Linked DNA regions of Homo sapiens: region 1 is linked to region 2. Evidence: chromatin loops called from intact Hi-C (ENCODE). Cell type or tissue: mammary epithelial cell. All regions are shown on one strand.

Region 1 (2,500 bases), 150 kb before region 2:
TTCTCTTTAGATATTGGTCCAAAAGATACTTCTCCAACACTAACTACTCTCACAAGTTCTAATTTCTCCATTAGTTGACTGATGCTTCACCTCAGTGTCTTTCGGATTTAAAATTTGATGTAATTATAAAGAGCCCTGGATTTGGAATCAGAAGATATGATATCACATCCTAGCTTTGTTAGCTACAAACTGCACTGAAGTTAAATGACATTATCTGGGTCTCTGAACTTCTGTTTCTTCATCTATAAAGTAGAGATAAAAATAATTAACTCCCTAAATTTATGACAATACAATTAAATTTGTGTGAAAAGCTTTTTGTAAAGCCCACAGCATTGTATACATGTAAGGGAGTTATCATTGTCATCATTATTCCTCATGCCAAGCTTGTGTCAATTTCCCCATTGGTTTATAAGATCAGTCTTTTACTTGACTTCCTACTTGGCTAGAAGAGTTAGGAGACCCTAGTAGCAGATGACTTTTCCTAAAGCACAACTCAGATTATGTTATTCCTTCATGCAAAATTCTTCCACGCTTCCCTGTTTATCTATTCCAATGTCCAAACTCTTTTGTCTTGACTTTAAGATCACATGTTACTTTTTCTTCTGATTCATTTGATCCTTCCTCCTATTCATTATGCTCCTGTGAAATATTATTTCACATATTAGTCATCAAGCTTTTCCTCTTTCAATTCCCTTTTCAAATGGCTTCTGTCTCCTTGAATTCCATTTCTCTTCCGGTGTTCAAATCTTGTCCTTCAAGACTCAATACACCTGGTGTGTTCTGCTCTCCCAAGAAACAAATGTCAATATCGGATTAGATATGTAAGAGATTATTTTTTTCAGAAAAGGCCTGTAAAATCTAAAGAGGAGGGAGAAGAAGGCAAGGACCTACAAGTCTGAAACGTGAGGAAAAAGTAAAAGGAAGGACAATCATGGAGGAAGTGTATTATCCTTCAGCAGATTTTTGTGAAAGTTTCAGCCAGACCAGTGTGAAATCTTCAATTCCGAGTCTCCTATTAGAGAAGCTCCACATCTCAAAGGAATGAGCCAGAATTAGAATCACCACTCCTATGACTGAATATTTGTGTCCTCTCCACCAAATTCATATGTTAAAATCCTAATCTTCAAGGTGGGGGTAGGAACATTGCGAGGTGATTAGGTAGTCCACCCTCATGATTGGGATTAATGAACTTATAAAAGAGGCTGGAGAAAAATTCCTCATCCCCTTGACATGTGAAGGCAAAGCTAACATGCATAGTCTATGAACCAGAAAGTGGGCCCTCACCAGACACCAAATATGCTGGCACCTTCATTGTGAAACTACCAGCCTCTAGAACTATGAGACATAAATGTCTGTTGTTAGTAAACACCAAGTCCCTGGTATTTTGTTATAGCAACTCGCATGGACTAAGACACATGCTCAGTGATTAGCTCATTTGATCCTATAGAAAGGGTGGCCTAAGCTCAAAGACAGCAGTAGACCCAGAGAGCCACCTGTTGGAACTTGCAGTTAACTACTTTCCCATGAGCAGGGAATCTGAGTGGTATATTTTCATGGCCTCCATGCACGGCAACCTATAAGATGTTTCACCCATCCTTCTACTCAACCATCATAGAATGTTACCTCTGAAACTCTCAAGAAACTTATCACTTTCAACCTAAAATTTAGTTACATATGTAATAGCTTGCCTACTAGATTATAAGCTCTTTTAGGAGATAAACCATTTCTGTTTCATTTTTGTTTTTTCTAATGCACACATTGGATTTGAAATATAGCTGTGGACTGGGTAGCCATGAGGGAGATGCTCTGAGGGACTAAAATCTAGCTGTGGGGGGAAAAACCATGTTTTGATTATCTATTTGTAACAAACTACTTCGAAGTTTAGTGGGTAAAATATTAGAAATTGATTATTATTCCATGATTCTGTGGTTTGATTGGGTTGATCATGAAGCTCCCTTTTTTCATGAGATATCATATAGGCCCCCAGGTATAATTAAAGGTCCAAATGGCCTCACTCATGTGGATGAATGCTGGGGCTGTTAGGCAGGGACTTCAGTTCTCCATGTAGATTATTCCATATAGCTATTTGGCCTACCTCATATTATAGTATGTCTGGGATCCAAGGAAGATGTTTCAAGAAGACAGTTTAGTGCCTGATTTTAATGTTGCATTGGCCAAAACTAGCCACATGAGCAAGCCTAGAGTTGATATGGAGGGAACTCAGATGGGCATGACTATCAAGGGGCATGCATCAGGGGGAGCCAACAAAGTCCCACACACCATTTAGATGATACATGAAAAACTGGTTCATCAGAATTAGATTGTTAAAGTAATTGCAAGGAATAGAAAAAGGGTAGAGGAAATAGGAATAAGGAGATAAGATTTTGAAAAAAGATTTGACAGAAGAAGATAGACTATATTATCTTGAAGACTACTACTTTTGAAATTATATATAATTTTTAAATTACATCACCAACTTTACATGACAGTAACATAAATC
Region 2 (2,500 bases):
GGCAACAACTTTCTCCTTTCTGGCTATGCCCTAATTGTTTCATTCAGGATTGCTGGGAACTCCTAGCTCCAGGGAATTTGTAGTGTTTGTGACTTCCAAGAATGAAAGATTTTACTAGTAAAAGGCAGTGTGTGTGTGTGTGTGTGTGTGCGCGCGCGCGCGTGTGTGTGAGATCAGTGTGCTTCTGAATTAGGACCCTCCTGGTTTATAAATGCATTTTATCTGGGCTACACAGCATTGATATGCTGCTTATCTAGCTCCAACTAGTGTTATGAGTGTTAACACCACCAAACTCAGGACAAAAAATTACTGAAGTCTCTAATTAGATTGGGATAATTCCCTATTATCTTAATTCATAGTTTTTTTTTTTAAATAACATATGTCTTCCTACAAAAGAGTAAAAATTCCTTTATGCATGTTTGCATATTGGTGTGGTACAAATAGACAGTCAACAGTGAAGACAACTAAAGTTCATTACAATTCTATCGTATACTTTTTCATTGTAGGAGTACAGAAAGTTTATGAATTCACATTAGGAATATGCAATAAGGAAAAGTAGGCTAGTTTACTTCTGTTTAGAAAAATAATTTTGTGTATTCTAGCTTAGAGAATGCTTAAAATCTTCAAAGAATAAACTTTTCAAACACTTGCAAAGAATTAGGAATCATTAGATTATAACTGACATTTATTGACTCCCTGGACTCCTGTATTCTGGATACTGAGGGTAAAGAGTTAAATAAGACAGGGTCCTCGAACACCTCCTATTGTAGTTTGGAGCTGGTTGTCCTAGTCAGAACTTGTATGGGTCTATTTTAAGCAACCCCCCCTAAGGACATGAACAAGGCATGAGCTCTGCTAAGTAAACCCTGTTAGCTTATTTAGAATTATTGTTGAGACTTAAACATAACTGTTCTCTAATGTATGCTAGGTTCTCCAATTAGTGCCAACAGCAAGTGTGCTCTATTAGGCCTTAACTGCGTTTAACACTTTTCTGATTTAGGTCATGGCTTTGCAGAAGCAGCAGAGGGAGTCACTCTCAGAAGAAACATTAAAATTACAGGCTGCAACCACTTTAGGAAGATAATGGGGAAAATTGTGGGGGTTGAGATTGAGCCAGTGCTATTGCCTTGAAGTTTTAGCCTACATATTTTTTTAGTTTGACTTTTATATTTGTGGCAGTTAAAAACAAACCTGTTCACATTTCCTCACAAATTAGAAACAATGGCTTCTATGGATAGAGTATGGTATTAGAAGTAAAGTTCTTAAGCAATTATTGTGCACTCATATTGCATCCTAGGCTGAATGCTATTTGTTAGAAACGGAATGTAACCAGGCAGTTTAAGCCCTACAGGAAGACAGAAGTAGAACCATGGAATTATAATTCACTTTCTTAAGTATAAAAGCGGACACAGGTATAGTACTTTCTGGATTCAGACATCCGAAGATAGTAAACATAGGTGAAGCTAGGATTCTAATGTGAGTGGTGGGTGGGGGGTTCTAAAATTTCTACACAGAAGAACGTGGGAGCAGTGATTTGGCTGGAAGTTGTATGTTCTTGAAGCTAAGTTTGCGTTGCAACAGCATTTTACTTAGATTTAATGCAAGTTTCATCTGGCTCTGGGGAGGCACAGGCTAAGAGCTGTTAATGGTGTATGCCCATTCTGTCAGTTAACATAGTGATTACCAATGTTTCCTAATACTGCTTCCAGCACCTCCAGCTGTGTGACTATGAGCAAGACATTTAACGTTTCCGTGCCTTAGTTTCCTCATATGTAAAAATGAGGATAATATATACTACAGGTTACAATTAGAGCAGCTTTTAGCTCATAGAAAATAAGTATTATTCCTTGACTTTCAATTCTACAAACCGTTGGCAAAGAAATCTAGATGTAAAAGAAACTAAAGGTCAATAATTTTGAACTCAGAGTGATGATAGCTGCTGACACTGCTTCCCCAAAAGCAAGAAATGGAGCTATCTGAAGAGATGCTGCGGAGTAGATCATTGTAAACTCCTGGACAGAGTACAGTTCTCTGAACAGCCTGTGGGAATCTCATTCCCTTCCACAGTCTCTTTTCTTCCCTTCTGTTCTCTCTGGGAAAATTAACCTAATATTAGTTCTAAAAATGACACGTTAAGTCACTCCCAGTTAAGTCCTTGCAAGAAGCTCGTCCTTGACTTTCTATTTTCTCAAGGGATACTGAAAGATAACTTTTCATAAATCCATGAACACTATTACAGAAAAAAGGTACACCCCAGGATTTCTGATAAGGGTTTGGGGAAAATCAGACCTTTATGTGAATGTGGACAGTTTTTCTTTAAAAGAAAATGGACACAAGTATATACTCTAAAGAACATAATTGGTTTTCTGTTCAAACAAAATAAACATAAAAATAGGTCAACACGAAGGCAAAGAAAATTCACCAGAACTTTCATTTATTCAAACTATATTTGCAATAGGAAGTTTCGTTATCCTAATTTAAAACAGCACAGATAATCTAG

Evidence for each region. A loop is a pair of places that touch in the nucleus more often than their neighbours do. Peaks named below come from ENCODE experiments on the same cell type or tissue, not always from the same donor. Only the 100,000 strongest peaks of a DNase experiment are listed, where the experiment ranks them.
Region 1: it touches region 2 in a loop (2.3-fold over the local background); 1 of 110 quality-filtered maps calls a loop at or near these places.

Annotation. Positions count from the first base shown.
Region 1 is chr4:95,692,734-95,695,233 of GRCh38, reverse strand. No RefSeq gene overlaps it. Among named protein-coding and RNA genes, the nearest start is that of UNC5C-AS1, 140 kb to the right of the region's middle. In mammary epithelial cell, a CTCF peak has its summit at 1,490 (motif pointing left); no DNase peak of the experiment used is centred here.
Region 2 is chr4:95,543,423-95,545,922 of GRCh38, reverse strand. All of the region lies in intron 1 of UNC5C (unc-5 netrin receptor C), which reads left to right. Among named protein-coding and RNA genes, the nearest start is that of UNC5C, 4.3 kb to the left of the region's middle. In mammary epithelial cell, a CTCF peak has its summit at 1,023; no DNase peak of the experiment used is centred here; H3K4me3 peaks cover 133 bases; H3K27ac peaks cover 1,015 bases.